Regions from separate parts of the Homo sapiens genome. Here region 2 is linked to region 1. Evidence: read pairs that join two places in POLR2A ChIA-PET (ENCODE). Cell type or tissue: GM12878. All regions are shown on one strand.

Region 1 (5,000 bases):
TGTAACAGATTATACTTCACAAGACAGTGATGACAAAAAAATCTGATTGTCTCTGGGAAATTGGGAAAGAAAAATAACTTCTTAGCCATTACTTGTCCAACTGGCTATAATGACCAACATGTGCCTTGTGTTTAACAGTGTAAAATCTGTTCTCACAAACATTATCTCATAAAAGTCTCACCACAACCCAGAAGTTCATGAAACACACTTGATAAAGACACAGAGGCTCTGGGCAGTTAAGTAACTTCCCTAAAGTCATGCAGATATGGTTCAAACAACTATAAAAACAGCTGAAACTATGAAATAAATAACTAAAAGCAACTGTATCAGTCTGTTCTTATGCTGCTAATAAAGGCATACTTGAGACTGGGTAATTTATAAAGGAAAGAGGTTTAATGGACTTGCAGTTCCACATGGCTGGGGAGGCCTCACAATCATGGCAGAAGCCGAAAGGCACATCTTACATGGCTACAGGCAAGACAGAACGAGAGCCAAGCAAAATGGGAAACCCCTTATAAAGCCATCAGATCTCATGAGACCAATTCACTACCAAGAGAACAGTATGAGGAAAGAGCTCCCATGATTCAATTACTTCCCACCGGGTCCCTCCCACAACACACAGGAATTATAGGAGCTACAATTTAAGATGAGATTTGGGTGGGAACACAGCCAAACCATATCAACAACCATTCATTAGAATTTGCCAGATTGTGACACAGCCTCTTTTTTTGTGGCTAAACCAGACAATCTCATTCACTGGCAGTATTTTCCCAATCAGAGATGACCGATTGGTGGCCTGTGGAAGACAGCAGACCAGTAGTGATCAAGAGCACTCTTAGGACAAGACACTCCAAGATAACAAATGCTGACGAAACCTCTTCATAGCCAGCCTGTCGTGAATTCGTCTGTTGCCAGGACTCAAACACATATAATACTTCCCTCCTCAGGTTTCCAGGGGCTCAGGGATGTGCTTTCAACAAAACAGCCTTACACACAAATTACTGGTATTGTCAAATTCTGTGTCTTGCTCCCTTTCTCACCTCTCTTCATTTCTAGACACCTGTGTCTGGGAATAGAAGCAAAACCTATTTGAAAAAATATCTGAGCAAAAAATGTTACCCTTAAAAATACAATTTTTAATTTGAATAGAGGAATTCAATATATTAGTAGTCCTCAGAACAGCAAGTCCTTCAAACACCTAATACCCAGCCAGCTTCCTACACAGCACTTCAAGTGTGGAGTTTTAGAATCACAGATGTTCAAATCTGAAGGGAATTTAGACCTGCTAGTCTAAGCCTCTCATTTTCCCAAGGAGAAAAGCCCCATGACAAGAAATACCATTCCGTAGGTCACACATAGCATTAATTCTGAGCCAAATTTAAAAACAAAAGTTCCCAGATCCATGTTTCCAGATTTTCTGATATGACTTCATACGAAAAAGATGGCTGGTCCCCTAAGCAACAATTCTTAGGATCAGTCGACTCATAGCTAGGTGGATGTTTTCCCTTTCCTAGGAACAGGGACCAAGAAAAATCTTCTCACCTATTGCCCCTGAAGTTTCTCAGGGAAAATAAACAGCTCAAAGTAAAAAAGAGGAGGGGGCTAATATACATATTTTACCAGCTCCATTTCTAGGACTAATCTTTGGTATTATCTTTAAACATACCAGATATTTTAAAACTGACCTTGCACTGGAATATTCAAGTACTGGAGACAAAGGCATGGATTATAAGAACCACGAAGCTCTACCATCCCATTATTTATAATGTGTTAAGTACTACAATAAAAGAAGTATAAAATACTAGAGAAACAAACTTGAGGGGTGCCATTAATTCCTTTTGCGGGAATTGAGAACACGTGTATGGCATGTCTAACATTTGTGATAGACCCTGAAAGTCATCCGTCACAAGCTGGACAATGGCAGAGGGCAGAGGAAACAGTGCAAGCGAAGGCACAAAATGATGTCATGGTTAGAATCAGCATATAACCTGATGTGTTGAAAAAAGTGAAAGGAGATTGTAAACATGCAGGATGGGGCCAGATCTGGAAGTGTATTAACCACCAAGCCAAGAAATATTGAAAGCCTGAAGAAGAATTATATGATCAACCCTGTGTTTCTAAACTAATTAAAGGCATATTGCAATTATTAGCTCATAAATATTCCTCTTGGATTAGGGGTGTCATAGACTGAATGTTTGTGTCCTTCTAAAATTTACATGTTGAAATTTTAACCTCCAATGTGATGCTATTAGGAGGTAATTAGATCTTGAGGGTACAGCCTTCATTATGAGATTAATGTGTTATATTATAAGGGAATAACAGACAAAAGATCTTTCCATATCCACCATGCAAGGACACCATGAGAAGACAGCCATCTGTGAACCGGGAGGAAGGCATGGTTCTCACAAGAATCCAACCATGCTGGCACCCTGATCTCAAACTTCCAGCCTCCAGAACTTTGAGAAATAAATGTGTTGTGTAAGCCACCTAATCTATGGTAATTTATTGTAGCAGCCTGAACTAAGACAATGGGCAAGAGAGAGGTTAATTCCCATTCAGTATCTAATTCTTCATGGCAGCAAAAATCCAAAATATAGTCAAAAAACAGTTCCTATTGCCAATAACAACATTCTAATTTGGTCAGATTGTAATGCTAAAAGTAGAGGGCAGGTCCCTGAGGTTCAGATTGTTATAAGCCACACACTGGGTCTTCTCTGGGGTACTTCCCAGCAGCATTTTGCTGTAGGTTCCCATGGCCCTCATCCAGTCACCCTAAGTTCCTTGGGCATTCGGAAGTCTCAGACCTAGAATAGAATGGAAATTCCCTAAGGCCACAGAAGACCTTTGAAATTTTCAAGAAGACCTGAATCTGCATCAACTGACTTGGTTTATTTTCCATTCTGGTGGTGGTGGAGGGGGTGCACCCCCCTCCCTCAAGACTCAAGTAGATCTTTGTATGTCAAGGCAGAAAATAATCTAGGACCTGAGTAGCTCGGAAGAATGAGTATTTGCTGCTCTGAAATCATTGACCTGTGAGAAACTTACTTGTGAGTCTTCATTTTGTGACAAGTGGGGATTTGTATGACTCACTGAAATCAAAGTCAAAAACAGGATTTGATGTAATTTTGTTCTTATCTTTTATATTTGAATCCCTAGATACAAAACATAATTCTTCATTTTTATGGTTTGTATGAAAGTACAAGTCTATGCAATAGATAATTCTGACTAAATTGGAATTGAATTCAAACATTTAGTATTGCTTTTTATTTTGCTGAAGTAATCTAGTTGACTAATAAACAAAATAAACATTTTGATTGAACATCATCCACCTTTATTTTTAATGTTTTGAGTGGTTATTCCAGTTATCCCATGTAGATATCCTTCAGTGACTCTGGTAAGGAATAGAATATAATTTTGTTGAAAATCATTTTCATGAGAGGATTGAAATTTCTTGTGTCTGTTTTTCTTTAAAAATATAAATGTCTCTGTTCTCATGGCTTCAGATGTTAATACTTATTTCCCTGCTAGGAAATGTATTATGATGTCCCTCAGCGGTCTGTTAGATTTACCTGAGATGACCTCATGGATCACTGGGAACTAATTTGTAACTATAAAATAGAAATACATCTAGTTCAGACTTATAAACACCTATTTTGTCTTAGAAGATCAAACATTGACTGGAATTATAAACAGAAATTACGAAATGGCTACTGAAATAATATTTCCACTTTCAGATAATTACACCATTAATGAGATTAATATTAGTTTGAGAATACTTAGGATGTAAATTTCTACAAAAGTCAACAGTATATTTTACTTTGGATAAATCAGTCACTGCAGGGTATACATATAGTTGGATTTATTTAAATCCACTTTGCATCAATGAAACCTATAAAGGAATATGCCCATTTTCTCATTTTGAACCTCTCAAAAAATAAATCTCTTCTGAATGAATTGCAATTATGTATATCTTGAATTACATCTAATTGCAACATGGAATTAGATTATGGGGAAAGATACAGCACAAGTGAACTGAAATTTCCATGGGGACTTCCCTGTTTGCTTACAGACTTTAGGTCTGTCAGTTTGAAAATTTGGACAACTCAGATTTGAAGGTCTTTGGACCTTTATGGTGCCTGTCTCCAAACAAAATTGAGACTGTTCCCACGCATACTTACCTGTCGGAAACTGGGAATTATGCTTTCCCATAAGGCCGTGGGGCAGTTCTCTAGCTGTCACCGTGTGACATGTCTGACAATGGGTATCTGCTGAAGTGCCAGCCCATGTCTGCTTTATCTCCAATCCATCTCAGTATAGATGGATGTTTGCAGGGCCTTGAGACCATACGAATCACCTCAGGCAGAATAATAATTGTTCTTGTAGCAGCAGATAGGCTATTTCATGGACATATTGGGTTGACAGAAAAGTGAATCAATTTTAAAAAGAGTGTGTAGCATTAGATAAAGCCCAAGGCCCCATGGTCTTATCTGATGGTTTAGTTTGTTTTTCAAAAGTGAGGTGCCCAGAGGTATTGGTGCTCTATTTTCAGCAGACTGCAAGTTTAATAGGAAGGTTCTGACAAGCACCTGTAAGGTCGTCAGTACACACTGCTGTGCATCTCACTGGATTGAAAGTTTGCGTCATACAACTGCATCTAGTGTAAACAGGGCTATTGTTTCAGAAGATTCTAGAACAGAGCAGCCAGCTTTGCTTCCCCAAGGTTATGCCCCTATTGTATCAAGAGGCTGAAAGTTATCTAAATCTCTCTTATCATTATTATTCCATTTTGAGAATGAATATAGCCCTCACCACTGGAACTGGGCACTAAACTGAGAACACGTAGCACCAACTGGAAGCAAAAGGAGAAACAGAGAAAATCTCTGAAGCAATATCATGACAGTGGTCAGCAGTTAAGGGAATTGAGGTTCATAAATAAAACATACAATGTACAATCTATTTTGTTCCTGAATGCATTCCTGGGGGTGAAGTAAACCAAATAG
Region 2 (5,000 bases), 57 kb after region 1:
ATACAATCTCCCAAGACTGAACCAGGAAGAAACTGAATCACTGAACAGACCAATAATGAGTTATGAAACTGAATCAGTCATAAAAAAAAGTCTACCAATCAAAAAAAGCCCAGGACCAAATGGATTCAAAGCCACATTCTATCAGACATATAAAGAGCTGCTGCCATTCTTACTGAAACTTTTCCAAAAAAAAGTTGAGAAGAAGGGACTCTAACACAATTCATTTGATGAGGCCAGCAACATTCTCATACAAAAACCTGGCAGAAATGCAACAGAAAAAAAGAAAACTTCAGGCCAATATTTTTGATGAACATAGATGAAGAAATTCTCAACTAAATACTAGCAAACCAAATCCAGCAGCACATCAAAAAGCTAATTTACCATGATCAAGTAGGTTTTGTCCCTGGAATGCAAGGTTGGTCCAACATAGGCTAATCAATACATGTGATTCATACATGTGATTCATTACATAAACAGAGCTAAAAAACAAAAGCCACATGATTATCTCAATAGATGCAGAAATGGCTTTTGATAAAATTCAACACCCACTCATATTAAAAACCCTCAATAAACCATGCCTTGAAGAACATACTTCAAAACAATAAGAGCCATCTATGACAAGACCACAGCCAACATCATACTGAATGGGCAAAAGCTGGAAGCATTCCCCTTGAAAACTGGTACCAGACAAGGATGCCTTCTCTCATGACTACTATTAAATATATTGTTAGAAGTCTTGGCCACAGCAATCAGACAAGAGAAAGAAATGAAGGAATCTAAATAGGAAGAGAGAAAGCCAAAGTATCCCTGTTTGCAGACAACTTAATTCTATACCTTGAAAATTGATAGTGTCTGCCCAAAAGCTCCCTGATATAATAAACAACTTCAGCAAAGTTCTGTGGTACAAAATCAATGTGCAAAAAATCACTAGCATTCCTACCAACATAGCAAAGCCAAGAGCCAAATTAGGAAAACAATTCCCTTACAATTGCTACAGAAAAATCATAAAATACCTAGGAATACAACTAACCAGGAAGGTGAAAGATCTCTCCAAAGAGGATAAAAAGCACTGCTTAGAAAAATCAGAGCTGACACAAATGAATGAAAAAATTCCACACTCCTTGATAAGAAGAATAAATATGATTAAAATGGCCATACTGCCCAAAGTAGTTAACAGATTCAATGCTATTCCTATCAAACTACCAAATACATTTTTCACAAAATTAGAATGAATCTATTTTAAACATTATGGGGGACCAAAAAAAGCTAGACTAGTCAAGGCAATCCTAAAGGAAAAGAACAAAGCTGGAGGATTCACATTACCCAACTTCTAATTATACTGCAGGTCTACAGTAACCAAAACAGTGTGGTACTTGTACAAAAACAGACACATAGACCAATCAAACAGAATAGGGAGCCCAGAAGTAATGCCACACCCCTACAGCCATCTGATCTTCAGCAAAACTGACAAAAATAAGCAATGGGGAAAGGATTCCCCATTTAATAAATTGTGCTAGGATAAGGAGCTAGTCATATGCAGAAGATTGGAACTAGACTACTACCTTACACCACATAAAAAAATCAACTCAAGATTGGTTAGAGGCTTAAATATAAAACCTAAAACTATAAATACCTTGGAAAGTAACCTAGGAAATACTATTTTGGACACAGGACTGGGCAAATATTTTATGACCAAGAAGCCAAAAGCAATTGCAACAAAAACAAAAATTGACAAATGAGACCTAATTAAACTAAAGAGCTTCTGCAGAGCAAAATAAACTATCAACAGAGTAAACAGACAACCTACAGAATAGGAGAAAATATTTGCAAACTCTGCATGTGGCAAAGATCTAATATACATAATCTATAAGGAACGGAAATTTACAAGCAAAAAACAAACAACTCCATTATAAAGTGGGCAAAGGACCTTAACAGACACTTTTCAAAAGAAGATATACATGCAGCCAACAAGCATATAAAAAGTGCTCAACACCACTAATGATTAGAGAAATGCAAATCAAAACCACAGTGAGATACCATCCCATACCAGTCAAATGGGCTATTATTAAAAAGTAAAACAAACAAACAAACAAACAAAAAAACAGATGCTGGTAAGGTTGAATAGAAAAGAGAATGTTTATACACCACTTGTGAGACTTTAAATGAGTTCAGTCATTGAAAACAGTGTGGTGATTCCTCAAAAAACTTAAAACAGGGTTATCATTTGACCCAGACTGACCAACATGGAGAAACCCCAACTCTACTAAAAATACAAAAAAAAAAAAAAATTAGCTGAGTGTGGCGGTGCATGCCTGTAATTCCAGCTACTCGGGAGGCTGAGGCAGAATTGCTTGAACTCAGGAGGCGGAGGTTGCAATGAGCCAAGATGGCACCATTGCACTCCAGCCTGGACAACAAGAGTGAAACTCTGTCTCAAAAAAAAAAAAAGAAAAAAGAAAATACACACACACACACACACACACACATACATATACACCCCTTACCGGGTATATACCCAATATGGTCTGGCTTTTTGTCCCCACACAAATCTCGTCTTGAATTGTAATACCCATACGTTGTGGGAGAGACCTCATGGGAAGTGATTAGAACACGGGGCAGTTCCTCTATGTTGTTCTTGTGATAGTGAGTGAGTTCTCACGAGTTCTGATGGCTTTGTAAGGGGCTTTTTCCCCCTTAATTCTGAACTTTTCTCTCCTGCCACCATGTGAAGAAGGACATGTTTTTTCCCCTTCCACCATGATTGCAAGCTTCCTGAGGCCACCCAAGCCCTACTGAACTGTGAGCCAATTAAACTTCTTTCCTTTATAAATTACCCAGTCTTGGGTATTTCTTCATAGCACAGCAAAAGTGAACTAATACAGTAAAGTGGTACCAAGAGAGTGAGGTGCTGCTGTAATGATACCCAAAAGCAACTTTGGAACTAGGTTAACAGGCAGAGGTTAGAAGTTTGGAGGGCTCAGAAGAAGACAGGAAGATGTGGAAAAGTTTAGAACTTCCTAGAGACTTGTTTAATGGCTTTGACCAAAATGTTGATAGTGATATAGACAATGAAGTATAGGCTGAGGTGGTCTCACATAGAGATGAGAAACTTGTTCTGAACTGGAGCAAAGGGACTTTTGCTATGCTTTAGCAAAGAGACTAACAGCATTTTGCTTCTGCCCTAGAGATCTGTGGAACTTTGAATATGAGAGAGATGATAGAGGGTATCTGGTGGAAGAAATTGCTAAGCGGCAAAGCATTCAAGAGGAAGCAGAGCATAAAAGTTTGGAAAATTTGCAACTTGACAATGTCATAGAAAAGGAAAAAAATATTCTGGAGAGAAATTAAAGCCTGCTGCAGAAATTTGTGTAAGTAACAAGGAGCTGAATGTTAATCACCAAGACAATGGGGATAATGTCTCCAGGCAATGTCTGAGACCTTCATGGCAGCCCCTCCCACCACAGGCCCAGAGGTCCAGGAGGGAAAAATTGTTTCCTGTGCCAGACCGAGGGTCTTCCTGTTTTGTGCAGTCTCAGGACATGATGCCCTGCATCCCAGCTGCTTCAGCTCCAGCCATGGCTAAAAGGGGCCAAGGTACAGCTCAGGCCATTGCATCAGAGGGTATAAGCCCCAAGCCTTGGTGGTTTCCACTTGGTGTTGAGCCTGTGGGTGCACAAAAGTCAAGAATTGAGGTTTGGGAACCTCCAACTAGATTTCAGAGGATATATGGAAATGCCTCTATGTTCAGGCAAAAGTTTGCTGCAGGGGTAGAGCCCTCATGGAGAAGCCCTGCTAGGGCAGTGCAGAAGGGAAACTCTGTACAAACCCCCCACACAGAGTCCCTACTTGGGCACTGCCTAGTGGAGCTATGAGAAGAGGGCCACAGTCTTCCAGATCCCAGAATAGTAGATCCACCAACAACTTGCACCATGTGCCTCAAAAAGCCACAGACACTCAATACCAGCTTGTGAAAGCAGCCAAGGGTGGGGGGCTGTACCCTGCAAAGTCACAGAGGCAGAGCTGCCCAAGGCCAGGGAGCCCATCTCTTGCATCAGTGTGACCTGGATGTGAGACATGGAATCAAAGGAGATCATTTTGGAACTTCAAAGTTTAGTGACTGCCCTATTGGATTTTGGACTCGCATGGATCCTGTGGCCCCTTTGTTTTGGCATTTTTATCCCATTTGAAATGGATGTATTTACCCAATGCCTGCACCCGCATTATATCTAGGAAGTAACTAACTTGCTTTTGATTTTACAGGTTCATGGGCAGAAGGGACTTGTCTTGTCTCAGATGAGACTATGGACTTGGACTTTGGGTTAATGCTGAAATGAGTTAAGAATTAGGGGAATATGGGGGAAAGCATAATTGTATTATGAAATATGAGAAAGATGAGATTTGGGAGTGGGCAGGGTTGGAATGGTATATTCTGGCTCTGTGTCCCCACCCAAATCTCGTCTTGAATTGTAATCCCACCGTGTTGGGAGAGGGACCTTGAGGGAGGTGATTAGATAATGGGGGGCAGTTCCCCTATGCTGTTCTCATGATAGCGAGCGAGTTTGCATGAGATCTGATGGTTTTATATAGGGCTTTTCCTCCCTCAGTTCTGCAGTCTCTCACCTGCCACCATGTGAAGAAGGATGTTTACTTCTCCTTCTGCCATGATTGTAAGTTTTCTGAGGCCTCCCTGTCATGCAGAACTGTGAGTCAATTAAACCTCTTTTCATTATAAATTACCCATTTTTGAGTATTTCTTCAGAGCACCATGAAAACAAACTAGTACAATACCCAAAGGAATATAAAGCATTCTACCATAAAGAAACATGCACATGAATGTTCATTGCAGCACTGTTCACAATAGCAAAGACATGGAATCAACCTAAATGCCCATCAATGAAAGACTGGATAAAGAAAATTGGTACATATACACCATGGAATATTATGCAGCCATTAAAAAAAGAACAAGATGATGTATTTCATGGGAACATGGATGGAAGTAG

What was found. ChIA-PET counts read pairs that join two places held together with the same protein. Peaks named below come from ENCODE experiments on the same cell type or tissue, not always from the same donor. Only the 100,000 strongest peaks of a DNase experiment are listed, where the experiment ranks them.
Region 2: POLR2A ChIA-PET joins it to region 1 with 9 read pairs; 2 of 35 experiments call an interaction of 5 or more read pairs at or near these places.

Annotation. Positions count from the first base shown.
Region 1 is chr2:220,461,498-220,466,497 of GRCh38, reverse strand. All of the region lies in intron 4 of LOC105373893 (a long non-coding RNA gene), which reads right to left. Among named protein-coding and RNA genes, the nearest start is that of MIR4268, 560 kb to the right of the region's middle. In GM12878, no CTCF peak of the experiment used is centred here; a DNase peak (open chromatin) is centred at 2,795.
Region 2 is chr2:220,404,292-220,409,291 of GRCh38, reverse strand. All of the region lies in intron 3 of LOC105373893 (a long non-coding RNA gene), which reads right to left. Among named protein-coding and RNA genes, the nearest start is that of MIR4268, 500 kb to the right of the region's middle. In GM12878, no CTCF peak of the experiment used is centred here; no DNase peak of the experiment used is centred here.